Regions from separate parts of the Homo sapiens genome. Here region 1 is linked to region 2. Evidence: chromatin loops called from intact Hi-C (ENCODE). Cell type or tissue: psoas muscle. All regions are shown on one strand. Each heading gives the region's core, and the rest is flanking DNA. Links, peaks and the distances in the headings are about the cores only. Region 1 overlaps MPRIP (myosin phosphatase Rho interacting protein). Region 2 overlaps MPRIP (myosin phosphatase Rho interacting protein).

Region 1 (15,856 bases), core at 5,087-13,086, 57 kb after region 2:
GCAAGTCGCAAATTGTGAGCCTCAGTTTCCCTAATGTAAAATGGTAGTAAATATAGGCCTCGTTTTGATTGTAAAGTGGTGTAGCTATTGTGGAAAACTTTAGCAGTTCCTCAAAAAATTACAGACAGTTTCCATATGACCCAACAAGTTGATTACTGGATATATACCCAAAAGAACAGAAGACAGGTACTCGAACATATACACAAATCATATCGTAGCAGCATAATTCGCGATAGCCAAAAGGTGGAAACAGCCCAAATGTCCATCAGTGGACAAATGGATAGACAAAATGCAATATTCATACAATGGAATATTATTTTATTCAGCCATAAAAAGAATGAAATCCTGACACATGCTCCAACATGAGCAAACCTTGGAAACATCACGCTAAGTGAATGAAGCCAGTCACAAAAGGACACACACTGTGTGACTCCATCTTGGTGAAATGTTCAGAAAAGGCCAACCCATAGAGAAAAAGCAGAGGAGTGGTTGCCAGGGGCTAGGGGAGGGGAATGAGAAGTGGCCTAATGTTTTGGCCTAGAGATTTCCCTTTGGGGTGATAATCTACCCCCTTCTGTCACAAGACTACAAACGATACTGCACAGCTGAAGCGGGACTCGAGCTCAGGCTCGGGATGGCACACCCGTGCCGCCTGCTGCTTCTCAGTGCACATCACCACTCTCCTACCAAGCAAGGGTGGTGGTCAGAAGACGATGGGTTCAACAACTTTCCTCGAATGTTTGGGAAGGAGGGAGGACAGTGTCGGGCATGTTCCGTCTTCTACCCTGTGGCAGAGAGGCAGGGCTCAGTGGACTGAGGAGCTCTGGGCATCATGGGCCACCGTCTTCTGCAAGGGGAGGGGGCACATCCTCTACTCAGAGACCATGGCCATCTACTTGTGCTAAGATGGCTGATAAGGGCTCTTGAAAACAATGGACCAAGCCGAAGGGTCAATCCAAAGGCAGCTGAGTACCGTGCAGATTCTCCCTGTGCCTCTCTGGCCCTTGCCTTGGGGCCCTGGGGAGCACCAGAGGCTGGTTTCCCAGGCCACATTCCAGGGGAGAGCAGGGTCTGCCCCTCTGCTGAGCCCCAGGCTGACAGCACCTGGCCCCAGACACTACCTGCAAAACATTTCTGACCCCTCTCCCCAGCTGCAGATGCATGCGGGGCAGGCCCTTTCCCACTGCCCACCAATACAGACTGGGGACTGGCAGGACGGAGGCCTCAGACCTGTGATTCTGGGAGTTCCGTGGGAGGCTTGGCTAGATGAGGCCAGCTGGGAACACCTGGTACACAGTGAAGAGGCCCATGGGTTCTACCCTCCTAGGCACAGCAGTGCTGGGAGCCTCAGAATGATTCAACAGGAACAGCCCCAGAACCATTCTTCATGAACATAGATCCGGCCAAGCCAACCCACAACTCAACTGCTCCAACAGCTCCCAGCCCAAGCTCTGCTCCCTGCACCAATTGCCCCACCTTGCCTCCTGGACCTACTTGCTGGCCTGGGAGACCCACGGTTACCCGCTGCACAGAGCAGCCTCCTTTATCACTGTCCTGCCGGAGAGGCCTGCCTGGCACATCTCCCCTCCTGGATCATTGTCCTGTGCTCCCTGAAGGGAGCCCCTGTGCAGAGGCCATGGCCCATCCACAGGTCTGCCCAACTGCTCTGCATACTAAGCCACAAGGTGCCTGATAAAACTCCTTGTATTTACTCTATACACCTAGGTCAGCACCTTCCAATATGTGCTTCAGTAAACATTTCTGAATGATGGAACAAGCCAACCCTGCTAGATTTATATTATAGATTTAATTATAATATAAATATTTGATTTACTTATATATGTAATAGATACGTTTTATTTATAAAATAGAAACCATCATTTTAACCAAAATCCCATATTCATTAAGGGTTAACAGGATGACACGTGTGCAAAGACCAGACAGTGGCAGGCTCTGCAGGGCATGAGGTAGAGAAGCTGTCTGGAAAGAGATGCAGGCCCCTGAGGAATGGCCTTTGCATGATCAGCACCTAGGCCACCAAGTCCATGGTGTTGGTCTGAAGCCACCACCCCAGCCTTGGGCCAATGACTCTGCTGCAACCAGCAGATGGTAAAGTTGTGAGATGATGCTGCATGACTCCATTTACATCAAGCGTCCAGGACAGGCCAATCGATAAAGATGGGAAGCAGGAGGGGAGGAGTGGCGGTGGCAGCTAAGGGATGCAGGGTTTGTTTGGGGGTTGATGAAAAATGCTCTGAAATTAGATTGTGTTGGTGGTTGTATAACCACGTGAATATCCTCAAAGACAATGACCTGTACACTTCAAACAAAACAAAACAGAACACTGCACAGATAACAGGGAGAAACCACAGGCTCAGCAGCAAGCAGGCCAGGCCTTCCAACAGGCCTTCATGGCTCCATCACGAGAAAGAGCTCGCCTCCCTGCCAACCCAGGCCTGGAAGGCCCTCTACACCCCACCTCTCCCTAACGTCTGGACGTGGAAACTCAGGCCCAGGCTTCCTAACTCCTAGCCCACCACAGCATGCCGCCTCCATCACAGAAGAAGCAGGAACCATGCAGTCAGGGCCAAAATCCCGAGGCCCTACCTTTCCTTCCCTCTACTGGAATGTGACAGTGGGTGTCACCACAGACGCAGAGCTACCGCTCCCATCCCAAGTAGGCCCTCTTCTAAGATTCAGCTCTGGCCCCAGAGACAGTGCATGCTTTCTGAGGCATTCGTGGATTAGCAGGAGGGGGCCTCCAAGATGTGCAGCATCTGCTAATGCCAGCAGCAACAATGCAGTGTGGGCCTCGCCCCAGCCTTGGTGCTGCAGTGCGTGGGCTGGGCCTTCTGCTACAAGTGACTTTGTGGGATGCTGAGGAAATGACCCGTTCAGGGCTTTCCCAGGGGCATAGTTAGAACCACTAAACTACTTTTTTTTTAACGGAGAAAATAAGAAAACAAGGACCTTTTTCACTTGCTGCCAAGACCAGGAAGTTCCTCCTCACACCTGCTACGCCAGGCTGGCCTGCTGGCTTCGGCCGCTGCCTGGGCAGCGAGATACCAGGGCCCCCGCCAAATGGCCAAGGGCCCTCTGCCAGAGGAGCTTCCCTTGGGAGCCCTCACCCAGTTAAGGCCCACCTTCCTCCTAAAACTGGTGGTGGGTGGGCGGGGGGTAGATGGGAAGAAGGTAGGAGAGGCATGGGAACTGGGGAAGAACAGCTTTTCATCCCCCTCACCCACCACAATGGTCAGCTAGCAGGATCCACCAACCAAGGGTGACACTACACCATATGCAACAATGAACTTGAAATGGAGCAGATACCTCAATGCAAGAACAAAGGCTATAAAATGCACAGAAGACCAAGGAAAAAAGCCCTGTAACACTGGATTTAGCAACCATTTCTTGGATATGACGCCAAAAGCACAAGCAACAAAAGAAAAAAAAAAGATAAACTAGACTTCATCAAAATTAAAAACCTTTGTACATCTAAGGACCAAGAGAGCGAAAAGGCAACCTAGGGAAGGGAAGGGAATACTTGCAAATCATATATCTGACAAAGTATTAGTATCTAGAATAAACAGCTCCTAAAACTCAACAACAAAAAACAATTAAAAATAGACAAAGGATGTGAATATACAAAGAAGATATACAAATGGCCAAGACACACATAAAAAGGTGCCTGACGTCATTAGTCATTAGAAAATGAAAGTCACCTAGCACTTCAGAAGGCCAAAGCAGGAGGATTGCTTGGGGCCAGAAGTTTGAGACCAACCTGGGCAAGATAGTGAGACCTCATCTCTAAAAATAAAAATTAAAAAATAAATAGCCAGATGTGGTGGTGTACTCTTATAGTCCCAGTTACTTGGGAGCAGGGAGGATCCCTTGAGCCCAGGAGTTCGAGGTTGCAGTGAGCTGTGATGGCACCACTGCACTCCAGTCTGGGCAACAGAGTGAGACCCTGTCTCTTAAGTAAAAAAAAAAAAAAAAAAAGAAAAGAAAAGAAAAGAAAATGCAAATCACATCAGCCACAATGAGATGCTAGTTCACATTCACTAGGGTAGAGGTAAGTTAAAAAACAGAAAACTGTCAGTGTTGGTGAGGTCATGGAGTAACTGGAACCGTGGTGCAGCCACTCTGGAAAGCAGTATGGAGCTTCTTCAAAAAATTAAACTGGACTTTATAGATTTGCTGTTTCATCCAGCAATTCCACTTGTAGGTATATACCCAGAGGAACTGAACACAGGGACTCGAACAGATATTTGTACACCCACGTACCATGGCAGCATTATTCACAATAGCCAACAGATGGAAGCAGCTCCAGTGTCCACCAATAGATAGATGAATAAACAAAATGTAGTATGTATATACACTGCCATATAATTCAGCCATAAAAAGGAAAGAAATTCTGGTATGTGCTATACTATGGATGAATCTTGAAAACACTATGCTAAGTGCAATAAGCCAGTCACAAAAGGATAGATACTGTATGATTCCACTTATGTGAAGCACCCAAAGTACTCAAATTCATAGAGAGTAGAATGGTGGTTGCCAGGGTGAGAACAGCTACTGGCAAATTTCTTTTCAAAAATTCTGTACCTGACCTATACCCCAGCTACCTTTCTCTGGCATTTCTGTCCCTGTCTTCATAGAAAACAGACCCTTGAGAGCTATACCACTAGTGATGGACTCAGCTGGGGAGGGCAGGCAGGGATACCAATCAGTGGAAGAAGAGACTGCAGGGCAGGGCCAGGAGCCGTCTGCAAGGGCAGCCTCAAGTTGCCACCCCCCAGGGCATGAAACAGTTCCAGCCCCAACCCTGGGGAGTCCCCAAGTGGACAGCTCCCAAAGCTCATGGGAGCTAGTGAGACCCCAAGTTCCATCCCAGCTGTCTGAGCTCGGAGGACCGCTGGGAAACAGCCCAGGGCTGAGGATGCCTCACTGGCCTCCTGTGGCCAGGGAGAAAGGACAGAGTGAGTTGGCTGTGTCACCAGCAGAAATGCCTAGCCTCTCCCAAGGCCCGCGTGCTACTCAGTGGGGATGGAACGCAGTACAGGCACAGCCTGAGGGCCGCCTCATCCTCCCTCCCTCCCCCTCAACGCCACCGGCTGCGCTGAAACACCTTTGTCCAGTGGCACCAACCCACAGCCCAGTTGCAGCCCTGTCCTCAGGAGGCTGTCCTCCTCCCGCAGAGCTGGGCTCCCCTTAAAGGGGCAGAGGGGAGGAGGCTGGGAGTAAGTGGAACTCAGTTCATGGGAGCGATGAACCATGCAGATGACGGTCCTGAGTGAGCCCTGCAGGAGCAGACGGCAGGAGCCAGGACTGTTCCACGTACAGAGGACAGGGGCAGCTGGGGAGGGGCTGGGGCTGCGGGGCAGGGCCACCATCCCCCAAATCCTTTAACTCCATGGCATCTACTGGACATCAGGCTTGGGGTCACAGTGATGAGGAAGACATGGTGCCTGCCACAGACTTCATGATACGGGGGGAAGAGAGGGCATACATAGCTGCTGTGAGATGGGCACTTGTGGGATGCAGGGGCAAGGAGGCCGGGTTTGGAGGATTCAGATGTCTTAAAGGTGGCCCCAGGCACAAGGCTCGAGACTTGTCCTGGGAGATCCCGACAGAGAGAGCTAGGCCCAAGGAGTGGGAGGGCAGAGACAGAGCTCAGCTGGAGATAAGAAAGCGCCGTTACCCAGGCCTTTCACACAGGCATGTTCTGTCCCGCAAGTATGAGGTGTATCACTGCCATCGCATACACAGGGACACCAGTTGGAAAAGCGCAGCAGCATGCCCAAGGTGGACCACGCTGCCCACAGCACCCGCACACCTCGTAAATATTAATATTTACCCAACACCTGCTCTGTGGGGTGCCGACGACTGTCATGCGACAATGAACAGAACTGATGAAACCTGGCCTGGACGGTTGCCCTTCCAAGCAGTCGGGCAAGCTAAACAAATGCCAGGGTGGGTAGCATGTGGGGAAGGGCCTCGGTGAGAAGCCAGCAGATATGGTGGGAAAGGCCTCCTGGGAACAGAGAGTGAGTGGGCAGTGCTGGGGAAGGCGGCCCGCTTGAGGGAGACTGGGCACAGGTCTGACCAGACATCACACTCAGGAAGGTAGGAGACTGCCTGCTGTTGGTACCGCCCGTAACAGCTGAGTCAGTCCGCAGTTCCCACTTGGTCCTGCTGCCTCGGTTTAACAGGCAGAAGAGTCTGAACAAGTCCTACAACAGAACATGCGGTCCCAAGAGGGACGCTGGCTTCACTCTCCACAGCTGTTCCCCAGCATGGTCTCTCAGGGGCCACCCGTTGCCAGGTCTCCCTCCTCAGCAGAAGCAGAAAACAGAGACCCCCCTGGACACACAGGCCAGCAGGCAGGTGCCCAGGCTGCAGGGGAGATGGGAAAAAGCCCCTGGTGAGGCTCCCTGCTGAGCCCCCACTTCCTAGCTTTCCTCTCATGACCTGGGGCCCTGGTCCTGCCTCAGGACACCTGCTGGGGCCTTCATGGCCAGGGTGCTGGTCTTCCCTGTCCTTCAAGGGCAAGGCCACTGGCACCTGCTTTCCAGGTCCTTCTTAGCAGCCTGGCCTACAGTGGCTTCCTCTCTCTTCGAGTCTCTATGGTACTTTTTTTTTTTTTTTTTTTTTTTTTTGGGACTACCCCTTGTGAAACAGGGCTCTCCCACGACACTGTGCCTAGAGGTTTTTTCTTTTTTTTTTGGTTTTTTTTTTTAAACTTTTAAAATAACCTTTTAATTTCAGAATAGATTCACATTTACAGAAAAGAAGACAAGAGTGTGTGAAGAGTTCTCCTACACCTCTCACCCAGTTTACCCTGTTATTAATACATCAGTGCAGTGCATTTGCTACAATGAATAAACCAATACTGACCTGTTATTAACTAAAGCTCACACCTCATTCAGCACAACTTGATTCAGGTGGCCTCAGCTTGCATCTACTGTTCTCCTGCTCCAAGATCCCACTCAGGACCCCACATCACATTAAGTGTCCTGTCCCCTGAGGCTCCTTTTGGCTGCAACAGTTTCTCAGACCTTCTGTGTTTTGGGTGACCTTGATGGTTTTGAGGAGTGCTGATCAGGTGTGTTGTAGACTGCACCTCAATTTGGGTTTGTCTGACGTTGTTCTCACGACTAGACTGTGGTTATGTGTTTAAGGGAGGACAACCATAGAGGTGATACCCCTTCTCTTCCCATCCTTCCAAGGCTTCACGACTGATCACTGTTGATGATGACCTTAAGTGCCTGGCTGGGGTCGTGCCTGTCAGTTTCTCTGCTGCAGAGCTGCTCCCCACCCCTGTGCTCTCTGGAAGGAAGTCACCACTCAACACGGAGTGGGGAGCTATGGCCATCTCCTTAAGTAAGGAGTAGCTGCATAAATAACCTGGAATTCTGCACAGGACATTTTGTTTCTTCTCTCCCATTTATTTATTTCTTTACTAAATGATTTCCTTATGCCAATACGGACTTGTGGATTTTATATCTTGTCTTAGTCTGTTTTGTGCCGCTATAAGGGAATACCTGAAGCTGGGTCATCTATAAAGAAAAAGAGGGTTATTTGGCTCACAATTCTGGATGGCTGGAAAGTTCAAGATTGGGGATCTCATCTGGGGAGGGCCTTGTGCTGCTCTACTCAGGGTGGAAGGCAAATGGGCGCTGGTGTGTGCAGAGATCACATGGTCAGAGAGGAGGGCGGGAGTGAGAAGGAAGCTGCCAGGCACTTTTTAACAACAAGGTCTCCAGGAAACTAACAGAGCAAGAACCCACTTGCTGCCCCGCCCAGGGCAGGGCACTGATCTACTCATGAGGGATCTGCCCTCATGACCCAAACGCCTCCCAACTAGGCCCCACCTCCAACACTGGGGAACACATTTCAACGTGAGGTTTGGAGGGGACAAACATCCACACTACACCATAATCCAACATTACAGTATTTATTTTGTTGCTCAAAGTGTTCCAGCTTTGGACACTGGGAGCTTTTCAGCCGGCTCCCATGTCCCCCTGACACACCCCCATCCGCATGTGCACCTGTGCAGCCTCAAAGCACTTCCTGGCATTGCAAGGTGCTTCATGTACCTTTAGGGTATATTTCCCGCCCCAGCCCTAGAATTGATCATTTCCTCCAGAAGCCCTGGTTTACTTTTATTGGAAAGTGCCATTAAAAATCAAGATCTGGATGGCAGGTGTGCTCATTGTTTCGCGGGTCTCACAGCTTCTAGGCCCTCTCCGCTAATGGAACAAGGAAATAGAGGTGTATATAACCTGGGCATACCACATATCTATAAACACTTCTCTCTGTATCCTTATGTATCTTTATTAAAGTCTCTATCAACTAAACACACTAGCACCTCCGTGGATCAGTCTAGCCTCCTTCCCTTGCCTGCCTGTTCCTTGTCACTGTGTGCAACAGTGGCTCCTGCCACCTGCCGTCCATTTACTTAACTGTTGAATCCCAGTACACAGGCATTGTGGTCTCAAAAGTGTCAGTACTCGTGTGAGAGAACTGCTTTCCCTTGCACACAGAGCCTATGTATGGCTCCTCTGGCCTCTTGGCTTGCAGACTCCACTCTACTGCAAAAGTGCACACTCCCTTTTACACCACTGTCTGGAAGTCCCTCTGGTGAATTCTCAGAGAAGAACCTGCAACGGTGCCCCATATACCCACGAGCTCAGCAGTGGGCAGAACGGATACTGATTGAATATTTTATACCTTCAGCATGAGTTTTTGAGACCTTTCCAAGGCATGTTTGGATAAGAAGGGAGGGGAACAAAGTGGCGAGGGTAAGGAGAGGACACAGAAGGAAAGGGAGAGAAGGGGGCTAAGGGCCCTTCAGCCTGTTTGAGCGCTTTCAGAAATCTGCGCACCACAGCCGGCGGGAGAAGTTGCACTGGAGAAGAGGCAGTGCTAGCATACAGGTGGGCGGAGTGCTGCCACTGGTGGCTTCAGATGGAGCTTCCTGTGTCCCAGCTTGCCTGGTCTCCAAGTCTGCCTGAGCCTGAGAGGGAGAGGGCGCTGCCATGCCACATGGTGTAACTGCCTTTTCTGCCCAAAGGCCTGCCAGGCAGATCTAGAGAAAACAAGCTGCTGTTTGCTGCAGTGAGACTGAAAGCAATGCAGCTGTGAGGCCCATAACATTCACCCGGCCCCACCCCCAGCACCCTCCCGGTCACCCCTGAGGGATCTACAGCAGGGAGAAGCAGCTTCAGGGGGCCCAGACCTCTCTAGAGGCTAGAGACAAAGGCCAGCTGGCTTAAAATGGAAGGTTTTAGAGCTTAAAGCAATGGTTCCAAACTTTTGCTGAATAATGTAATCACCTGGGAAGATTTCAAAATAGAGGTTCTATGCCCAGAGAGAGACTCAGATTTAAATTCTCAGATGTAGGGCTGAGGCATAGGAATTCTTAAAAGCTTCTCTAGTGATTCTAATGTTCAGCCAAGGCTGGGAACCACTGCCTCAAAGGGAGACCTTGATCTATATTTGATGCCAGAGGCTTGGCTCCGATGGCTGTCTGTCCCAGGCTGGCCACCCAGCTGTATTAAGTCACTTACAGCTTTTTGCTGGGCCAAAGAGGGCCTGATGAAAGCAAAGAAAGACAGAAGAGTGTGGAGACAAAATGCAGCTGTAAAGAGCCTGCTGGCAGTGGGGGTGAATGGACATGCTGGAGCTGCGATTATGATTCATAAAGTGCTTGGGGACAGTACCCTGAAAGGCCATGCCAGCCACAAGAAAACGAAACCCTCAGGCAGCCTGAGGGACAAGGCAGGAGGGAGGGCCATCCTTCTCCAGCAGGCCTGGGAAAAAGGGAGAGGTGGTGGCTGTGTCAGGCAACTGCTCTATCTACAGGGAAATGGCCCTTGCAGGTATGTGAGGCGGGACATGTGGCCAGGGCTCCGGGCAGGCCCCTGAGCAGCGAGCAACCTCTGCAGCCCTGGCCCTAAGCGGGCATACCATAGGTTCTCACACATGCACCTTCCTGCCAACCACTTACAGACACAGAGGGCAGCAGGCAGGCACAGAGGAACCCATGCAAGCTGGAAGCCCAAAGGACTTCAAATCACCTGCTGGGGAGAAACTTAAGATTCCAAACCAGCTAGAGAGATGGGAACTCAAGAACGAGCTCAATGCACAACAGGAATCTCTGGGTTTCCCCCGCCATCAGAGTCTCAGACACGAAGGGGACAAAGGAGGGTAGGGATTGCTCTCTAGCAGGGGATGTGCAGGACCAGCCTGGGCCTGTGTGCCAAATCCACCTGAATACAGGCCAGGCCACAGCCCTCCCTGTTGCGCCCCAGGACACTGAACTCCAGAGGAAGCTGCTGCGTGAGATGATGCAGGTGTCTCCCTGCACCAACAGTGTCAGGCTCACAAGGCACCTGCCAGCCCCAAGCCTTCTAAGGACAGGTCTTGTGCCCAAATGCCAGATGCCGGAGCAACCTGAATAGCACCCAGCCTCTGTCTGGCTCCTGCTCCCCACATCTACCCAAACCTGGCAGCAGCCTTGAAGTCCCCGCCCTGCCCAGGCTCTGAGGCTCCTTCCTGAAGACTCTTGTCTTCAGTGACTTTGTCACTGGGAGGAATTGGGCCTCCTGGCAGTAAGTCCAGAACCCTGAAAGAAGCTCTCTGGTGTTCTCAGAACTGATTCACAGAGAAAACCCACAAACACCAATCCACCCCCTCACTCTAAAGGGAGGGGCAGGGGGCTAGAGCCCATTAAATCCCGACACCCTCCAGGCTACGTTTCCAAAGGACAGGAGCAGAAGCTAAGAATAGACCAAATGTGTTGTAGATAAAACTTTCCTTGAGAAAGGGGTATGACATTAAGTTCCTCTTTGGCTTATTTTCTGCTTCCAAAGACTTCCCCACCCAATAAAATAATTATTAAGAACTGAGATCCTCTGCCAGCATTCCAGGAAGGCCAGCATCTGGGAAAGAAGTCGTTATCTTGGATGCTCTCATCTGCCTCTCTCCCACTGGGAATTCCCAATCTGCTTCTCAGAAATCCAACTTGTTATGGGAGCTTTGCATCAACAGTGATGTTTGAAGACCTATCCTTCTAGCCTGCCACTCCTACCTTGTCCTTCCAAGGTTGGGAAAATGTAGTTGGTCAGTTATGATGGCATAGTGGTGATTTCCTTCCATGTGTGGCGTCTTTTTTCCTTGTGTTCAGCCCTGACCCACCCATCCTCTGAGACTGACCTGCCTCCCAGACTAAACAGCTCTGCATCCCGGATCTCTCCAGCAGGCCTGGCCAGCCTTCACCAGTCAAAGCCACTGAGGGACTCAGGAAGATCCGGTTCTGGAAGGAGGAGAGGAAACACTATGTGGATTCTGTCTGGTGGGCACTGTCCAGGTCTCAAAGCACCAAGCTCTGTGGAGGGCAGGCTCCAGAGCGCTCTTGCTGCCCTCTCTCTGAAGTGGTGGAGGCTCAACTCTTTCAAGATCACAGGTTCTGCCCACGCCAGGCATGGTGTGTTCCTGCTGCTGCCTGCCCAGGATCAAGTCCTCTGGGCAGAGGGGCTTCTACAAGTCGACCACAAAGAGTGAAGCAGCAGAAACACCAAGACACAGACTCCCTGGAAAAGACCAAGAGTGTAGGAATCCAGTTGCCTTTCACCCATTCAGTCACTCAGTAGAAAACGGGGTACTGAGCACCTCTGCTGTGTTGGACGCCGGCAGGGCTGAGAAAGACATGGTGGTGAGGCCACCCCGTGCCTCACTGCAACACTGCAGACACTTCGCCCTGGACAAGCTCCCACACCCACCTGGAGATGCCGTGCTCTGAGATCCCTCAAAGCCACTGAGGGACTCAGGAAGATCCTGATCATGGTACTGGCTACACAGGTGTGCTTAATCTGTGAAACTTCATCAAGCTGAACCTGGGATGCACATGTTTTTTTGTCTTACGGCTTGCCACAATAAAAGGTTTCTTTAACATGCCTCCCTTTGAGTGGCAGATGTCCTATATGGGGTAGGAAAAACTATTTTAAAGATCAAAACCTTAACCTAATCCTAACCCTAAATAAAGATCAAAACTATTATAAAGATCAAATCCTTGAAAGGAAGGCCCTGCCTAGGCCACCAGGCTGGTAATGGCTGAGCTGGAATTAGGGCCCAAATCAGACCCCCTTCCCATAGTCCTGGAGTCACACTGTTTCCAGGGAACAGCCCTCACTGAAAAGTATCTCATTACAGGACGTCGGATAATCAGAGACAGCGTCTCTCACACCACCACCAGTGAGTGACTGCCTGCCCTCCTCTGCCTCAGTGGCCTGACTCAGTGGCCAAGGGACCCATCCATCTCTGAGGTGAGAGCTTTCCTGTCTTGACTGGTCTCCAAGACAAGGTGAACAGGGACCTCACCTCTACCTCCTTCTTAGGGGGCGAGAACAGTACTGCCCCAGTCAAGAGGAGCACGGGGGAATGGAGGGGTCCCCACCCAGTTTCAAGACCGACTCCGCCTCCCTAGGAGTATGGATGTAGAAAGATATGTGACCCCACAATAGCAATGGGCAACCCTGGACTCTTAGGAGACTGTTGGCCAGAGAGCAGCAACAGGGGCTGCCTGGGGGTGCTGGCTGAGGCCTGCAGTGAAAAAGCCCAAGAGCATCCCTGTTGGGCCCTCGACCTGCCCCACCACGAGGGTGGGTGAGACATGCTGTGGGACAGCAGGCAGTGCTCCCTGCCCTGGGAGAAAGCGATGCCCATCCCAGGTTCCATCGAATGGAATTAGTGCCTACTTGAGGATGAACAACAAAAGTCTATTTGTAGGCTTCTGTGTGTGGTTTATATAACCCTAAAGTGGACTGTGACAGGGAAGACAGGAGAAAGCAGCAAACACGCCCAGTGGATACCTGGGACCACTCTACCAAAGCACCTGGAAGCAACAAGGCCCCTCTCAACTCCACCACATGCCAACCACCCTCCCTAAACCAAGAAGAATCCCAACAGAGAAACCTGAACAAGTGCCCACACTGGGCCCCAGAGTGGGCTCAGGGAAATAATGAAGAGGGGTCTTAAGGACAAAGCTGGTGGCCCATACCACTGAGCCACAGGCCCATGCTTTTATGAAAGATGGAAGGGAGACTGGAAGCGTGGGTGCTCCGAAGGGAGGCAGCGGCTCCCTGCAGCAAGCTAGCTGGCACAGCACTGAGACCTCGTGGGTGGCTGAGGGGGAGGCAAGGAGCAGACGCAGCGGAAAGAAAACAATTGGGGCTCTGTCTCTCTGTGACACAGGACAGGTACTCTGCTAGCAGCCAGGGGAAGGTGACAGGGACAAAAGGAAGGACGGAGAAACGGTTCTGCCTTCACGGCTCCCCACCAGGCTTGAACACAGCCGTGGACTGGTCGGGAGGAAGGAAGGATGAAAGACACGGCCACCCAGCTGGCAGGAACAATCCTTGCCCACCCTTCATGCCACATCTCCTCAGGACACAGAAGCAATTCTCTACCAGGAAGGGGACAATGAATTCTGTTAGTTCACCAAAAACTCGCTCATGGCCAAAGGTTCTATGCAGCAGCACCCCACGGTCATGCAGCCTGGTACACTGCTGTATGCACATCCAGAAAACAGACACTCACGTCCACACATCAGGAGCGCTGGCACCATGTTAGATGGTGCAGGCACATGGTCACATAGCAGTGGGACGACTCAGACTCTCTAGGCCTCAGTTTTCCTCATCTGTATAATGGAGGTAAGCATGAGGCCTATTCCCTAAAGGCTGTCACAAGAATTAACTGAGAGTGTTTACGAGCACTTAGTGTCTGTGTCACATGAATATCTGACACAAATCAAACAGACATTATTCATTACCATCTTAGTTTTATCCTGAGGAAATGGGCTCACACGCCATTCCCAGAGCCACCAGGGACACACAGAGTTCCTTTCCTTTGGGAAAAAGCTAAATGATGACTGTTCCCGAGAAAACACCTGGTCTCCCATCCTAGGAGATATCTCACTGCTAAAAAGGAACAAAGAGGCTTTACTCGAAGGTTTGGTTCTTCGGCTTAAAATAAAGTGAGGGCATCAAAAGTGAGAGAAATCATGTGCGAAGGGCCATCATCTGAGGCAGGATGTAGGACAGCATTTTTAAAACCAATCTGTTTTCCTGCAGAGAGTAATGCTTCCATCTTTTTCAATACTCTTTTCAGCCCCCACCCCTGATGTCCTGATATAGCAGATAAAAGGGGGAGATCTTATTAGGAAGGAACCAACATCAATGCTGACAACCCACTGGAAATTACTTAAGAGACAGAGCAGGGGCCTGGGAAGGGGCAGTTTTTTTTAACAGCAAAAGCCTCCGTCTCCTGCAAAAACAAATCTGCTTTGGTCAGGGCATGAACTTCAGCTCTTTCCACGTAAAAAGAGAAGGCCAAACAGAAGGATCAAAGCACAAGGTGAGCTGGTTAAGCTCCACCAGGACCTCCAATTAGGCAGCTTACTAAAAATAGCAGCCGCTGCTCCCAAAGAGCCACTGCAAGATACCCTCACGGCTGCCGGCCCTGGGGTCTGAGCTGCTTTCCCAGCAGTGCTGATGGGGACACATGGCTGGGGACAGGGCCAGCTCCTGGTGACAAGCCTGACCTCCTTAGCTCCACACGTCACCAATGCTTTTTTCCATACTTTCACCAGAGCGCATCTGACATAACCTCCTCATCTTACAAAGACCCCATGGCCAGAGTGGAAGTGACTTAATCTGTGGCTGCCTGAACTGCCTGGGCCTTCTGACTTAGTCCAGTACTCGCTCCACCACACCACTCTGCCTCAAGGGAGACAAGGCCTTGGCATGGAGGAAACAGGCTAGCTGTACCTGGAGGCTGGCACACATGAGTCTTCCAACCCCCAGCACTCTCACACTTGTGTCAAAGTACATGAGGCCTGCATGCAGCATCAACTCTTGGAGCCCATGCCAGACAGAAGTGGTTACAAACGGGACAAACAGAGGTCCACCCCCAGAAGGGTGCAGGTTTGGCTGGGTAAGGGCAGGAAGAAGAATTACATGGAGCTGCCTGTCCACAGTGTCGACCTCAACGTTGCCCAGCAGGGCCCTAACCTTTCAGATGTTTCCTTCAGAGTCCTCTGTGGACAGGTGTCCACTAGCTGGGCTGGAACTGCAGAAGACAGGGAGGGTGGGTGTGCTGCCAGCAGATGCCACCTGGGCCACAGAGTGAGGGGTACCTGTGTCAGCCCAGGCCTGGCCTCTCTTGGGGGTGTGTATACCAAGCGCATGGGACATGAGACATGGCCATCTCACTACCTCCTTAATGACCCTGAGGAGGGGGCTGTCACCACTGCACAGGTGAGAAAGTGGCTTAGCCAAGGCTGCTCCACTAGTCATGGGTGGACCTGCTCGCACACTCCACACGTGCCCTGACGATCACCTGCCCCATCACAATGACCTGGCAGAGAAGAAAGCCTGACAGCTCCGCACTGCACCAGCCCTTTGGAGGCCCAGGTGTCTCAGCACTGAAGGGGCAGCAGAGGGATTGGCTTTCTTGGCATCTCCCACAATGCCTGGCACAACATAGAGTACAAGGCAGGTGCTCATGTAGGCCAAAGGAGAGGCAAGGGCCTTGTACACTTGGGGAGCTGATGGTATAGCCCCCTTCCTGGCCCAAGGCCTGGCCTTGACTATGGGTAACGCAGACAGGAGTGGCCCATAAAGACAGGAAGGGAGGCTGGGTGCGGTGGCTCATGCCTGTAATTCCAGCGTTTTGGGAGGCCGAGGCAGGAGGATTGCTTGAGTCCAGGAGTTTGGGACCAGCCTGGGCAACATAGGGAGATCCTGTCTCTATTTTTAAAAAATAAAAAAAATTAAAAAAAAAAATGAAGATAGGA
Region 2 (15,856 bases), core at 4,231-12,230:
GGTCTACCTGACCTTGAGTGCCCCTGACTAACCTTGGGCTCACCTGGCTGCAGGCTCACCTGGTTGTGGGCATTGAGCTCCTGGTTCTCACGCTGGCACTGCCGCAGGGCCTGCCGCTCGGCCTCCAGCGCCTGGGCCAGATGGGCATTCTCCAGGCACTTCTGCGAGTACTGCTCCGAGAGGACCTCCAGTTCCCGCTGCACCGACTGCAGCTCCTCCCTGGGGAGAGGGCAGCACTCACTCCTCTGCCTGCTTCTGGACAAGGCCTCTCAGAGGCCGGTGTCCCTCCTTGACACCAGACACAGCCAAGCACAGGTCAGGCCCACACAGTCTGTTGTCTTAATCAGCCTGGGTCATACAGAGTAAGGGATCCCTTACAGAGATGGCCTCACGCCCCTCCCTGGTCCTTTCTCACAGTCTGACAGTCCTACAGCTAGCACTTCTCTGGGGATGCCAGTCAGGACAGAGTCCAGTCTGCAGCCACACAGAACCCCCATTTCTAGAACTCTCTTCTGACTCAGAATTTGTTTTCAGTAAACCCACTTTTGAAGCCATCTGTGTCTGACAGCCAGGACCAGGCTCTACACAAGACCCAAAAACCCAAGCTTCCTGAGGCTGTTCTGCCACCCTGGATCCAGGAGGGCCGTCCTCCTGCAGGTGAACCAGGGATGAGGGGCTTCCAGGTGGGCCACCCTGCTCTGACCAAGGTCAGCGTGAGCCTCTACAGGGTGCTGCTGACTGCTGCCAGCTCCTGAGGCAGGGCCCCTGGCTTCGGCTATGCTATAAAGGCTCCTGGTAGAGCCTGAGTGCCGTGAGGCTCATGGTGGCCAATCTGTGGGCTTCTGGCTGTGTCAATTCTACCAAGTGAAAAAAGTCTACAGCAGTTTTTCTGGTATTTTTCTATCCTGCCTGTGCAGAGGGAATCAGCACGTGTGGTTTTAAACCACAGTGCTAGTTCTCACTTCTGCCCTGTACGACCAAGCCCGGCTGCCTGGCTCCTGGTGGGCTAGCAGGGCAGCTGTCGAAGAACACATCTGGGCAGTTGCTGGGATCAGCCCTGGACAAGAGGGGAGTTTAAGATTTCGTTTGTTACATCTCGTTCTTGGCATTTCGAGGAACAGTCTCTCTGAATAAAGGAGGCCCCACTTGGGCCATATCCTGCACTGGACAAGAGGGCATCTGAGCTGCCCTCAGCACCCAGGGGCCCCAGGCCCCACTTCTGGAGGCCTCTGCAAAGACACAGGAAGGGCCCAGCTGTGGCCTGGTCAGCACCCCAGAGGGGCCCTCCCAAGGGCAGATGGGCAGGCCCAGCCACTTACAGGTACTGGCGCCGCAGGGCCTCAACATCCGAGTTGACGCTGCTGATCTGGGACCGCTGGCTCTTCTCCAGCTCCCGCTCCATTTCCTCCCGGTGGGCGTTCTTCATGGCTTCGATGGCTGCAGGCAAGGACACGGCCTCAGCACCGAGGGACCACGCCCTTCCTGCTGACAGGGGTGGGGGTGGGGAGCTCCACACAATGGGATGGCGCCTGCCACTGCTGATGCTTGCTTAGTCAATCAGCAGTTGGATTTTGCATGACAGGCTGGCCCCTCATGAACCAATTCTCTGAGGTGGGTGCAGGCTGGGAGAATTCTTCATGAACTCCCCCTGGAAGGAATGCACGTTTGGCTTTTTTTTTGGTGTTAGAAGAAAACCAAACTGATTAAATAAATGTCATTGTTAAATTCCAACATGAGTTTATAAAACAAGCAAGCTTTTGTGCTGGTGTATTTTCTTCCTTGGAACTAAATTAACAAACCACTGAGGTGGCGATTACATAAAGGGAAGGCAGCACAAGGCGGAGGGGACGTGCTTGTTTAGGGCCACCTGCCGGTGAAGCTACATATCTTCACGCTGACGGCAGGGGCATTCTGGCCAGAGGTGGTCCCACGTTGACAGGTGTCTGTCAGGGGGAAAGTCACTGGCTGGACTGACACTGGTCAGTCTACTTGTTGGAACTGGAAAGTCACAGGTTGGGACAGCTCCTTGTGTGCAGCCGGCCACGACGGGGCTGTCAGGGGTCGAAGTGTGCGCTCTCAGTTTACAAGCTCTCAAAAGGGACCTAAAATTGGCCTTTGCCTCAGAGTGAATAGTCAAAGAACCCTTCAACAATGAAGTTTACATCTCAGCCAAAAGGCAATTTAAAGGCTGCCATTCCTCTGAGTTGTGTGTCTAGCTCAAAAAAAGCTGGCCACCCACCCTGCCCTCAGGGTTACCCCACCCCCCAACCTGAGATGGTGGCCGCTGTCTCCTCGGCTAGGAGGCGGTCTTTCTCTTCTCGAAGTTTCTCTAGCTCCCGCTGGTGCTGCCTCTGGAGATCTTCAATCTTCTTCTGGTGCGTTTCTTCCATTGCTGCAAACCCTCGCTCGCACGTGGCCTGCAAAATGCAAAAGGGACTTCATCGACTTCTTTCTTTACCTCTAAGTTGGGGGCCCTTTTAAATAAAGGAGCCAGGAATCCCACCCTGTCCAGGCCCAGCTGTGACTGGGCATTCACTGAGCTTGCTCCACCATGGGCGCCCTGAACAGGATCCCTGGGGCTGTCTGGGGATTCTCAGCAATGCCATCAGAGCATTCAGAAAAGGGTGTTACCAGTCAACTCTACCTCTTATTTCTGTGACTGTACTGTGCCCCATTTCTTCCTGGGAGAAGTTGGTATGGTAGGTGGGGACAGGCTGCTATGAAATGGAAACCAGCCAACCCTGGACCTTCCTGCGTTGCTGCCAGGTGGGACCCACAGGAAGGAAGAGAGAGCACGTGGGCAGAGGCTGGCTGTGTCTGGTCTGGAGGGACACGGTGAAAGGCCCGTAAAACAGGGATGAGGGACTTGTCTGCTGGAGGGAACCAAGGCCATTCCACATATAGGGAGTGGCCTGGCGGGCACCGGGCTGGGAGCCTCTCAACCCACAGTGGGTTGGGGGTACATAGAGTCCACTTCTGGGAGCTGGGGGTTGGGACTCTGCCACTAGCCAGCTGACAACCTCCAGCTGGTCACTTAATGCTCAGGTGTTGACTGAGGGAGTAAGATCAGGCTACAGGCTCCCCTTCCTTCTAGCCTGTGTCTTCTTTCTTACTCTTTTCTTAAAGAAGGGCACCAATGACTTAGCACCTCTGCTAACTCTAACAAGTACATGACAGGAGACCTGCTTTCCAAACTCTCCTGTGCCTCCCTAGAGCGACATAGGCATGCCCCAGGATGGGAGCAAGCCACACCAGGAAGCCCAGGCCTGGTTATCAGAGCTGTGCTCACTAACAAAGCAGGTGAGCGTGCTGCACAGCTGCCGGGAAGGGTGGGTGTGCAGCTATTTTGAGCACGGAGGCACACACTTTCTGTCTAAATCCTTCAAGTGGTCTGCTTCAGAGAAGGGACTGGGCCTCTCGCTGAGTTTTAAAAACTGGAAGAACGTGGCCACATTCCATTCCAAATTCAAGTGTGGGGGTTTCCCCACTCTGGGCTGATAGCCTGCACCACTTGGTTAATCTTCTTGCATGTGGATTCAAGAAAGGATACCAAGAAATCCTATCAGCATGCCTGGGCATTTTTCTCTGGGCCCACTTTTGGTGATGGCCAACTCTGAGAGCCTCAGGCAGTATTTCCAAACTCGTGGTCAGTCTGGACTTGACTGCAACCTATGTGCTGCTCTGGGTGAATGTCTCAGCTATTGCCACTATTAACTAGGCGTCCCATCCCCTCTCCCAGCGGCTCCACCTGGAAGCATCTGTCTCTTTCTGCCACCCTCACACCTCAGGACGGCTGCAGGAGCTCGGAGCTCTGGAGCTCCTGGTCCTCAGGCCCCAAGGTTGAGCTCTTCTTTCTTCCTCCCACTCGCTTCTGTTTGTATGTGGCTTCTCAGTTAACACATTTAACTAATAGGTCTTTTTTAATTAAAAAAAAAAAAAATATATATATATATGGAATACTTCATGAATTTGTGTGTCATCCTTGTAAAGGGGCCATACTAATCTTCTCTGTATCATTCCAATTTTAGTATATATGCTGCTAAAACGAGCACAACTAGTATTAATAGATCTTTTAAGTCTTTTTTTTTTTTCTTTGAGTCTACTTGCTGGGAAAAGTCTTATTTTGATCTGAGTGCTTTGGAATATTATGCAGGTAAGAGTCAAAAATCTAACAGAAGCACTGGGACATCTTTAAAGACCTAGTTGCTTCTTTGGAGAGAAACTATATGCTAAAAAATAATTGATCTTGCAAACAAATGTTAATTTAAGCCAATCATTCCTGACACCAAAAGAAGTTCCCCGATGACTGCAATCGTGGTGTGGTGGGAGCCTGTGGATGTCAGAGGACGGCTGTTAGGCCAAGACCCTGTCCCCAACGACCCAAGTGGAAATCTGCATAAAGTGATGAAATCTCAAGGTGCTGTCTATTTACAAGTTCTGTAAGTCTGCAGGGGTGGGTGAGAACACCACACCTGGGCTAGAAGCTCCCAGGCACAGGAGGGGACACTATGCAACGGCAGCTAAGGCAGCAGGGAGTGGACAGTGTCCAAGCCCCTGGGAGGGGCCTCATCCCGACCTGCATCATCTGTTTCTCCCTCCTAGTGACACTGGCCCAGCACAATCTCTGGTCAGTTCTCAACATAAGGCAGTCCTCTTTTTTCTGATTTCTTGCTCACTGTTGGTATAATGGCACCTGCATGGGGCCTCCCCTGCACCTGGTTGGCTAACCTAAAGCAGCCTCGGTGTGGAGGGGCCTCTTATGGATGCAGACAGGAAGCAGGGCATTGCTGTGCCCAGGCCCTGCCCCCATGGACCCTGCTGATTGTCTGGGAAGCTGCAGGGAAGGGCACTAGCAAGCGTATTTGGGGTCAAAGCAAAGGTTTGTGCAATTAACTTTTCAAGGTGCACCTGGATCCACCCATCTCAGTGCTGCTCTTGGTGAACTGACCACAGTGCCATCATATACACACACTTTGAAAACATAGCTGTTGAAACCTTCTCACAACTCATAATGGTTTTTAAAAGGTTTTGACTGATTTGGGGAAAGAATGGTGAAAAAGAGCTTCTCAGTTCTCCTGAGGTGCTCGCTGACAACCACACCTGTGTGTCTGGGTGGGGCCGAGTCCGTCACACAGAGGTGACATGTGAGCTGCTGTTTCCATTCAGAGCTACAGGAGTAACGGGCTGGGAAAAACAGGTGTCCTGCTAGACAGTGGCTGTGAGGATGTGTAGGCAGGAGCAGTGGCAGCCACCTGGGAGTCAGGAGCTTGCAGCACAATGGTGCTGGCTGTGTGCGCGCCTGGCTCTGCCACATGAGCGTGGAAGGCACCACCTGAACATGGCTTTTGAGGGGCCTAGTCATCCTAGTCATTTACTGGGGCAGCTTCCTGAGTGGAAGGAACATAAGGGCACAGGTATCATGGTAAACTTTTGAGTCTAAGGGATGATGCTTGACAGCCACACATGGTGGGTGTGGCCTGCAGCTACAAAGGGTGGGGCCAGACAGCTGGGCCTCCACTCAGCCCACCACCACCTCCAGGGCCTGGCATTTCGCCTTTGTGCTCCAGGACCTCAGGGGCGGGGATGCAGGACAGTTCTGGGGAAAATCTACTTGTAAAGGTCCTGGGGAAGGGGACAGGAGTGGCTGGAGGCTGTGCTCCGTGGGAAAGTTCTTCTCACCAGAGCACACATCAAATGCCAGTTCCAGAGAGGGACCCTCCGCCCGACTGTGCTCTCCTAGGGCAATCAGGAGGAGACTGCCCTCCAACTGGGCCCTGGCTCTCCGGGGTGTTGCTGTGAGTACAAGGCTGTCCTCAGGCAGCTGCCTCAGATTTGGGCTGGGACTGGGCCAGACGGGGTTCCCGGGGCAGGGGCAGGAAGGAGGCAAGGCTGGCAAGGGGATTGGGGGCTGCTCTCAGGAACACGGAGAGGCCGCATTAGGCAGGCAGGGAAGTGCTGGGAAGACTACGTGCTCCTCTCCCACCAGGGACCCTGGCGGCCCTCCTGCTAGTTCTCCTCCTGGTGGAGGACACTGGGGGATGCCGAACAAGAGGCTAAGCCTGCGGCCCAGGCCCTGCTGAGACCACACCATGGCTAGCAAGTAGAGGGACAGCAGCATATCCCCTCAATTCTGCCTGCACGGTAGCTGAGCCAGACGTCCCCACACCCACCCCATTATCAAGGAAGATCTGCTCTGCAAATTGAATGGGGCGTTAAGACCTTAAGGCTCTCCAAGTCCCTCTGGTACTTCTCACGCAGTGTGGCCGCGTCGCCCTCCAGGTCCTTGTGTCCCAGCTCCTCCCGCATGACATCCATCTGGGCCTCCAGCTCCTGGATGCGCTCCCTCAGCCCCGTCATGGAGTCAGCCTCTCCCTGGGTGGCCTGCCAGTTGGGGGCAGGGGCTGGCAGGGCCTTGGGGTGTGGCCCCTGGTGGAGGCAGAGGGTGTCCTGAAGGCACCTCAGGCTCTGCGAGTAGTGCTCCTGCAGGGTCCTCAGCTCCTCCTCGTGGATCGTCTGCAGCTCCCGGACCTTGAGCTGGAACCTGTCCTCCAGGGTCTGTATCTGCTCACCATGATGCCTCTCCATGTCCTGCCTGTCTCTGACCGAGGCATCCAGCTGGCTCAGGACCCGGCTGCGCTCAGCCTGCAGTGTGCTCTCGGTCCTGGTCAGCTGCTCCACCACACACCGAATCTCCTCCTCATACCTGCCCCGCAGGGTGAACATGCTCATGCTGTGCTTGCTCTCTGCATCCTCCAGACACTGCTGCTGATGGTCTAGCTGGGCGGCCTTGGCCTTGAGCTCTGCATTCTCCCTTTCAACAATGGCGATCACATCCAGGTACTCGCTCTTCTGCTTGCGGAGAAGCTCCTCATACTCCTCCCTCAGGGCCCGGGCTGCCTGTGCCTGCTCTGAGCAGGAGGGCTCCCGGGTTTGCCAGGACTCCTTGCAGAGCTGGAGCTCCTTCTCATATTCTAGCCGGATTCTGCAGGACGCATAGCAAACCTGGGCCTGAATAATGGCATCCTGAACCAACAATGAAGAATACTGACCGAGGCCTCCCAAACAAGTGTTATACGAGAGACTCTGGGACACCTGGAGAAGCTTCTGGCAATCTCTCAGCGATTCCACAGGTGGCAGAGATGGTAAGGCAGCCGCTATCTCCTCTAAGAGGCTGGCCTTCTCCTTCAGCTGCTGGGCAAGCTCCTCCTGAATAGCAACAAAGGCCCCAGGGCTCTGGTCAGACACATCGAAGGGCTCCTGAGAGCTGTCTGAGTCTCGGCCCAGGACTTCTCCTAAGGGGCTCAGGTCCCAGGACAGCTGAACACCATCTTCATGGCCCGCTGGAAGCCTGAGGGCTTCCAAGACCTGCTGCATCACTCTTTCAAAGTCTGGGGTTTGGTAGGCTCCCAGGATTTCCCTCAGCAGGCATTTGTGCTGCCGCAGGGCCGTCTGGGTGCCCCGCAGGGTCTCCTGGATGCTCTGTAGCCTGCGGTGGAACGACTCCCTCACTGACTGTGTGGCAAAGCTGAGCTCTGCCCTGACCCATGTGGCATTGGCCAGGATGGGGGCCAGGCCCTGTGGGATGCTTTGCTGCCCGTCTCCTGAGGCACCGACTGCCTCTCCTCCCAGTGTCCCCAAGTGCTTCCTCAGAGACTCAACCTGGCTCCAGAACTCACCATCCACTAGGACCTTCCTGGCCCAGGTGTCTACGGGGGCCCCAGCAGATTCCATCGGTGGCTGTCCTGACCAAGAAATCTCATGGAGCATTCGGGAGACATCTGATGTTGTGTTCTTCAGGGAATCTGCTATCTGGCTGATCAGCGAGGCCTCCAGAGCAATCTGGTCAGAAAGAAGCCTCACCTGCTCCTGCTCTGTCAACTCAGACTGGGAGCACTGCTGCAGGGAGGCAGGCTTCCCATTCTCCTCGGTGCCACCTGTCTCCAGCTGTGCACGGGCCCCGCCATGGGCTGGGGCCGGCCAGTGCTGCAGGGCTTGGATGGCGCTGACGAGTGCACTCTCCACACTGGCCAGGGAGGCTGCGCGTGCGTCCTGCTCATCCTCCTGGCTGGCCCTAGGCAGAGATCTCAGTTGTTCTCGGCAATTTTCCAGGCACATCAGGGCCTGACTATTCTTGACCTGGAAGTCCCCAAGCTCTCCAACATGCCCTTCAACCCTCCTGGCCCTCTCCTGCCTCTCCTGCTCCAGCTGGGAGGCCAGTGCGCCAACCTGGAGCAGGCTGGCGCGGAGCTGCTCACGCAGCTGGGCCTCGGTGCCCGCCCACTGGTGGTGCAGTGCGAGCAGTGCCTCACGGCTCTGACCCTGCTGGCTCTCCAGCCTCACGGTCACGTCTTTGAGCTTTTCCTCTGTGACGTAGAGCTTGGTCTCCAGGGAGTGGATGATGGAGAGGTACGTGTCAGAGTCGCCAGTTGCAGGCAGTACACTGGGTGCAGGCTCTGAGGACATGCTTTCTTCCGAGGGTGACCGGTCCTGGCTGGTGTCGGAAGATGTGCTGCTGGTCCAGGTCTTCTCAGACCCTTCGGGGTGAATGTATCTTTGGCACTGGATTGTGGAGAACCGGATTCTTTGCCTTTTAACACCAGGTGCCCCTTGGTCGAGTTTGGCTGTGCCCTGCTGATGGCCCTCCCTGTCAAGCACTTCCACTGACTTTGGGGGCACCATGCTGTCTTCCCTACTGGGGCTGCCATCACCGTACTCTTCCCCCGGAGGAGCCCCCAGGTCCTCGTCCTCATCCTCGAGCCTTGTGTGTGGGAGGCCTAGAGGTGCCCTAGTGGCTTGGACTGGTTGGCCTGGGAGCAAAGTGCCATCCCTTTCTGTCTCTTCAGGGGTACTCCGTGGCTCTTCCATGTCCTTTGGAGATTCACTTGCAAATTTCCTTAAAATCTCTTCTTTTGCCTGGAGCTTAATTTCTGTTTCCTCTAAGCTGCTCCCCAAGGCAACCATTTTAACCAAAGCCTCATTGAGGTCCTGCTCCTTCTTCTCCAGAACCTTCTCATGTGCTTCCTTAATGCGCTCCAGCTCTTCCTCCTTCTCTCTCAGCAGAGTGTGCATGCTCTGCAGCTGGCTGGAGACCCTCTGGTAGGAGTGCTCCAGGCTCTGGTTGTCAGCCTCTCTTCTCCTCAGCTTTTCCCGGAGCTCAGCCACATCCTCGTCGGACGTGGCCACGCGCTCTGTCAGCTCCTGGAACCGCTGTCTGAGGAGGTCCCGCTCGTCACAGAGGCTCTGCACGTGCTCTGCGAGCCTGCGCACGCTGGCCTCTCGTGCCTCCAGCTGCTCCTCCAGCTGGTGCACCTGCTCACTGCCCTCGAAAGTGGCGCTCAGCTTCTCCTTCTGCAGGGTCTCCACCTGCTGTGCCTGACCCTGCAGCTGGTCCTCATAGGCGCTGGCCTTGTCTTCCACTTCCTTTAGGTTCTGCAGCAATGCCTGCTTCTCCTTCTCACAGCTCTCCAGCAGCAGCTCATAGTTTCTCTGCAGCTTCTCCTCCATCAGCCGCTGCGCCTGCTCACTGGCGCCCAGTTGCTGGCTGAGGTCGGCAATGCGCTCCTGCAGCCTCTGGACCTCCTTCTGCCGGTCCCGCTGCAGCGCCTGCTGTGTCTCCAGGCCCCGTAGCTCCTGCGTCTTCTCCAGCAGCAGGGCCTCAGCACTCTTGAGCTTCTGCTCGCTAGCCCTCAGCTGGCTGCTCAGCGCCGCCTCGCTGTGTTGCCGCTCCTCCAGCTGCTCGCGGACCCGGCCCTGCTCCCGCTTCAGGTCGCCCTTGAGCTTGGCCAGCGCCTGCTCCTTGATGGCTAGCTCAGCGGCCGCATTGCTGAGCCGTGCCTGAAGGCTCCGGATCTCAGCCTCGTGGTGCCGGATCGTGTCCTTGGCCTCCCCATAGCTACGCTTCAGGGTCTGAATCTGGTGTGTAATCAGCTCCTGGCGCTGGCACTGGGCTTCAAGCTCACTTTGAAGGTCTTGGTTGACTCTATGGAGCCTCTGCCAGGCACCCGATGGGGAGGCGGCCACTTCAGTCTTAAAAAAACCGATTAAATACTGGTTAGTAACACTCGGGCCTCCCAGTTCTGAGTGTCACACCTCTGGCCAGGAACAACCACAGAAAGCTCCTTGATGGCTTTGGCTTTTATCCTTTGTACAACTTTATTTTTTTTTCCCATTAAAAAAATCCAACAAATTTTCTTTTTTTTTTTTTTTAGTAAGTAGCTGCTTCCAGGTAAACAGAAAACATGGACAATAACATCAGAAAACAGCTTTAACCAAACAGCTTCTAGGAGAAATAAACCAAACAAAACTGAATAATGGAACACACTAAGAAGCAAAACAAAGACTAAAGGACAAGAGAGCGCCAGGAAGAGGGACAGGCGGGAGGAGCACAGCACCTGCAGCTGTTTGTTTCACAAAACAAAAAGTACGCAGTCTTGACAACAAATCCTAAACAAGCGCAGGACACAAGGTGTAGGTAAATGATGCCACTTCCTTCTAAGACAGGAGGAGAAGGAAGGAAGGTAACACTCGGGAGATGTCAGCAAGGTGACATCCAAACATTTTCCTGTGGAAAGTGTAGTCAGTCCTCTAGAGTAACAGGAAGAACTAATCTCTACCTGTAAGAAGTCAAAACGAGGGGGGAACGGGAACCATGGAGTAAGATACAATAATCAACAAAACAAACAAACCTTTGTGGAGTTCAAAATAAGAAAAAGTGAAGCATGCAAAAACAAAACACAACGTAAATGAAACAAAACTCCCCACACTGAAAGGCATGCAGAGACAGAACTCATTAATATAGGGAAAAACAACACAAACAAGAGTGAGCCGAGCCCAGCCTAAGAATCTGGCCTGCCTATGGCTCCCTCTCGGTCTGCTGGCCGGGGAAGCCACAGATGTGACACTCAGTTATGTTAAGTTCAAGTTACACTTCACACTCAATGTCCAAATCATGCAAGCTCCTCCCAGCAGTTAGTATAGCACCCACCCCAGTAGCTGGCTCCTGACCCTTAACCCCACAGACCCCCTGCTCATTCTGAGTCGTGATTAAAAGCATTTCCAAAGCATAAAGGGTGGTGAGAAGTCACAGGTTATTAGACTTAGGGAAAAGGTATTAAAGACCAGCTTTGCCCAGTGCTGACCAACAGGGGCTTCAGTGTAGGCTCATGCAATTATGCAAGTTAGACAGAGGTAGGTTCCTAGGTTAGCAATGTGCAAAGTCCGCTGCTTAGTACAAGTTGAGTATCCCTTATCCAAAATACTTGGGACAAGAACTGTTTCGGATTTTAAAATATTTGCATTCTACTTACTGGGTGAGCATCCCCAATCCAAAAATCCAAAATCTGAAATGCTCCAGTGAGCATTTCCTTTCAGCATAATGTCAGCGTTCAGTTTTGGATTTTGGAGCATTTCAGATTTTCGAATTTGGGATGCTGAACTTTTATCTTTACTACCTGATTTGAAGCCAGTTCTTATAGGATGAGGCCCAATCAAGAATTAAAAAGATGCTCCTCAAACCTGGAGGGCAAGCGCAAATGACCTTGGCAGGGAGGCCCACAGGGAGGCCCTGTTCACCAGGTCTGAACAGGGCATGGCAATGACTATGGCAGAAGAGGCTGGAGAGGAGAGTCTAGGGCATGTGGGGCAGAAAGAAAGAGAAGGCCCAGGGAGCACACAGGAGAAGAAACAGCAGAGAGTCTGCAAAGAGGCAGACTATGGTCAGAGGCCAGCTGAGTGCCCCTGTTCCATCTGCTGCCTGGGACAACTCAGACCAAGGTCAGCGCACTGCGGTCTGCAAATGTAGACAATACGTGACAGAGACTCGGGGTCTAAGAGCCGGAAGGGCCCTCAGGGATCACTGGGTCTAAGTCTACACAGGCAGCAGACTGCCGCTGTAGAGGAGGGGACACATGCACTTGCTTTGGGGGTCAGTAGCAGGGCCAAGTCTTGAACCTAGGACCTTGATTCTAATGTTATACCCTCAGCCTTTGCCGAGAACTTAGGCTCCCTGTTCTGGTACCCCACTTCACTTCTCCTGCAGTATTTATATATCAATCTTCCTATCACAATCTCCTCTACCACTCAATGGGGACAAGAGTATATCTGTTTTATGCCCAATACCTGGCACAAGGCCTGGCACGCTGCAGGAAAGTCAGCAGACATAGGCACGCCCTTGGGCCAGGCTAGCTCCAGCCTTGTGACACCCCTATATCAGGGCTCTGTGGTACAGGATCTCAGTGGAGGTATCCCGGGGTTGGGCTAGTAGTGGTAAGAGCCCCAGCTCTGCCTGCCAGGTGTGGTATAGAAACAGATGGGAATGGGGTCCAGTACTAGCTTTGCCACTGACTTGCTGTTGGTTGTAAGCAGGCACTGGACTTGCTGTGTGATTCAATGTCTTCAATCTGTACAATAGGTCCAATATTACTATAGTGAAAACTATGAGAAATCACATGCAAATGTATGGTATTTACAATAAATGTATATTGGCTACTTTCAGAGTCAAAGGGAAAGGTCACCAAAATCATTTTATTACCAAAAAAAGTCCTTAGATATAGAGGTTTCAGGGAGATTCCCCAAAATGTCATATCAGGAGGGAAAAACAAACAGACCCCCCCAAGCACATTGAGTGTCCAGTCCTGTGGCAGAAAAGCCCAGGGGCATGAGCTCCTGGGAGACACCCCTGCTCAGCCAAGTTTTGCACACTCCTAGCCTGCCTGAGCATGAACCCTTCACACTGAAGCTCCTGAGCGCACCATGGGCCACAGCAGCCCCTCCACCCTACCTGCAGCACGTAGCCCTCACGGGCGCTCTGCTCCCGGCCCAGGGCCACCCTCAGCTGGTCCTGCAGGAGCCGGTTCTGCTCCAGAAGGTCTGAGGCCTCCTTCTGGCTCTGCTCCAGCTGTTGGCAAAAAGACACACACTTTTATGCAAAATGACAATGATAAACAAAGCAGCTGCACAGCACAGACTCTTTCACTGGTCTTCCATGTGGCCCAAGAGTTTTGGAGTCTCCACATTTCAGCAGATGTGCTGATATGGCCTTTACCAGCAGCATTTGGAAGTGAAGGTTCCAATGCAAGCCATCAGTAACAATGGCAGACTTGGTACCTTATGGGCACCAAGGGACTACCTTGTCCTTCCCTACTCCAGGCACCCCTGGATGCCCACATACTTCCCACACCTGCTCAAGGTTCCAACATGCACGCCCTATATAGGTGCCAAGGCCCATACGGGGTGTTCATTTCTGAGAAGGGGAATGTGTCCACTGGGGAACAAGGGTTTTGCATCTGCATCTGGAGGAAGCACCCCATGGGGTCCTTTGGGTGTCCTCAGCTGGTCACACAGGCCAGGCTAGGCTCTACAGGGACCACTGTGAGTGGTGGCCCCAAGCAGGCCTCACTCCAGGGCCCACTATGGTCTCAACTGAAACCACTCCATTTGACCAGCTTTACATGATGGATTCCACAAAGTTCTGTTTGCAAAAAGAGTTCCCGCAGTTCCCTCAAACAAGGTGTGGATACCCATGAGTAAGCTATTTTACACTCTTCTTGCTTTCAACAGCTTCAGCTACTCATTCATCCATCCACCTCTTCCCTACACACCTCCCAGGTGCCTCCTGATGCCTGGCCATGTGCAGGGCTACCCAACCTGCTCCCAGAGCTCGTGCTGAATGGAGCTGTGTGTGTGGTGGACAGTCAGGCCAGTGCCGCCCAGGGTGCTGACAGACTGTGCTGTGAGAGGCGGGGAGACCCCTGACTTTTATTTATTTTTTTTGAGATGGACTCTCGCTCTGTCGCCAGGCTGGAGTACGATGGTGCGATCTCAGGTCACTGCAACCTCTGCCTCCTGGGTTCAAGTGATTCTCCTGCCTCAGCCTTCCAAGTAGCTGGGACTACAGGAATGCACCACCATGCCCAGCTAATTTTTGTATTTTTAGTAGAGACGGGGTTTCACCATGTTGGCCGGATGGTCTTGATCTCTTGACCTTGTGATCCGCCCGCCTCGGCCTCCCAAAGTACCGGGATTACAGGCGTGAGCCACCATGCCCAGCCGACCCCTGACTTTTAAACAGTGAAGACTGACCCCCCAGATTGTTGAGCCAGTGTGTCGCCTGCTGGCTGGCCCATTTTGGTAGCCTGAAGTAATGTGAGTTTCAACTGTTATTTTATTTCATCTTGCCTTTGTTACTTGTTAATGGATGAGGAAAATGAAAAAGTACAAGTATTAGTGCTGGTGGTAACTCAGCCTCATACAGTTAATAAAATACAAAAAAGATGAGAAGCTTGAGGCATACCCAAGTGGCAAATCTTTAACAAGCTACTTACGTAAGAGAACACATTTGAAACACAGTGTTGAAAACTGTCCCTAAATGGAGAGTGAAACAGGGAGTTCTACAAAAACTGTAACGCTACACCTCCCCAGCTACGAGACTCCCTGCCCAGACATGTCAATCTACCACTGAAGTTCTGCAGACTGGATTTCTGCATACATTTCCATGAAAGAACATCTTATTTTATAGTTCGGGGGCCAGCTTGTTCATCTATGTACCTAGGTGCACTGAAGGCCTCGTGGAGGAGTGACAGTCACAGGGCAGCCTTCATCCACAGCCTACCCTGCCTCACCACTGTCTTCTGCTTCATATCCTCATGACCTAGGACCCAGCTGTCATCTCCTGCTGGATGCCCCTGGCTTCAGATCTGATCGGCCGTCCCCAAGCCACTGTAAGAGCACCTGGGGCTGGTCTCTGCCTACAGCTTTGACCTGTCCAAGCCAGGGCTGCGTAATGCAAAAGCCTTGCCCTGCTCGCGCCCCTCCTGCCATCGGGAGTCAGAACGAGGAAACCATCTAGGCCCTGCAACGCCGCTTGCCTCTCAATGGCAGGGGCCCCCACCATCGGAAGAATTCCTCTGTGCCTGGAAGGCCCCTTTCCCTGCCCTGCATGCACTGGCACGCTCCCACAGCTCTCAGGTCTGCCTCAACTATGAGGACTCATCTATGCGTCTGTCTCCCCTAGGGGTCTGCAAGTCCCTCGCGGGTAGGACTGTCTAGATGAACCCCTCAGGCCACAGCTGGGCACAGCTGATGCTCTGGAAAGGCTGCTGGGAGCAGGGTGGGGATCTGGTCCCAGGCTATTACCTCCTTCTCGAGCAGAGAGGTCAGCTCGTGTGTGGAGAGCCGGTCACCCCCATCTTCAGAAGACAGGTGGACGGGGGCGATGGGCACCTGCTTCTCTTCCCGGAGAGGTGTGGTCTCCACCTGATGCCACCGCTGCTCAATCTCCACGTGGACGTTATGCGTTTTGAGGTCGCTCATAGGCAGCCCTGGGCTCCGGTCCACCTCCATGCGCAGGGCTGCATCCTCAGTGCCTGGCCCGTCTGTGGCGTCGAGCATCCCGAAGCGCTTGCGGCGCTCCTCCCGCCTCCGTGCACGCTCCCGCTCCAGCTCCCCAGGCTCCGCCTCAGGGCGCAGGGGCTCGTGGGTGTCAGCAGGCCCCACGCCGCCCACCCGCTCCTGAGCCAGGGCCTGCTGGATGGGACGGAACTCAGCCCAGTCAAAGGTCTTGGAGCGGCCCTCTCGCCTCCGCTCCCGTGCGCGGCTCCTCTTCTGCTCAGGGTCCGGCTCCCCCAGCTCTGCCTCTTGCTTCTCAGTAGGCCTCGGGCAGGTCTCAAAAGAGCAGCTGCTCTTGTTTTTTTCCTCTGGCAACGAGCTGTGGGGCAGGAGGATGGACATAGCCTGTCAGGGGCGGCTCTGGTGTGGCCTGCCAGGCAGAAGCTGGCAATGCTGAGCCACAACCCAGCCCCTGTGAGCACCACATCCTTTTTCTATCCTAATCCCAGCTTCCTAAGTGCAGGGAGGACAG

Evidence for each region. Hi-C counts contacts between places; a loop is a spot of excess contacts. Peaks named below come from ENCODE experiments on the same cell type or tissue, not always from the same donor. Only the 100,000 strongest peaks of a DNase experiment are listed, where the experiment ranks them.
Region 1: it touches region 2 in a loop (2.9-fold over the local background); 1 of 110 quality-filtered maps calls a loop at or near these places.

Annotation. Positions count from the first base shown.
Region 1 is chr17:17,102,026-17,117,881 of GRCh38, reverse strand. All of the region lies in intron 3 of MPRIP (myosin phosphatase Rho interacting protein), which reads right to left. Among named protein-coding and RNA genes, the nearest start is that of MPRIP, 67 kb to the right of the region's middle. RefSeq lists enhancers at 9,072-9,596, 9,617-9,816. In psoas muscle, for the core only: a CTCF peak has its summit at 8,440 (motif pointing left); DNase peaks (open chromatin) are centred at 6,101, 7,831, 9,011 and 9,791; H3K27ac peaks cover 6,766 bases.
Region 2 is chr17:17,158,279-17,174,134 of GRCh38, reverse strand. It overlaps MPRIP (myosin phosphatase Rho interacting protein), which reads right to left. Exons shown (of 24, transcript NM_001364716.4): 14 at 15,133-15,703; 15 at 12,779-12,895; 16 at 6,220-10,026; 17 at 2,270-2,417; 18 at 1,320-1,437; 19 at 60-219. It also overlaps the pseudogene RNU6-767P. Among named protein-coding and RNA genes, the nearest start is that of PLD6, 40 kb to the left of the region's middle. RefSeq lists enhancers at 1,243-1,902, 1,903-2,562, 6,293-6,895. In psoas muscle, for the core only: no CTCF peak of the experiment used is centred there; a DNase peak (open chromatin) is centred at 8,064; H3K27ac peaks cover 516 bases.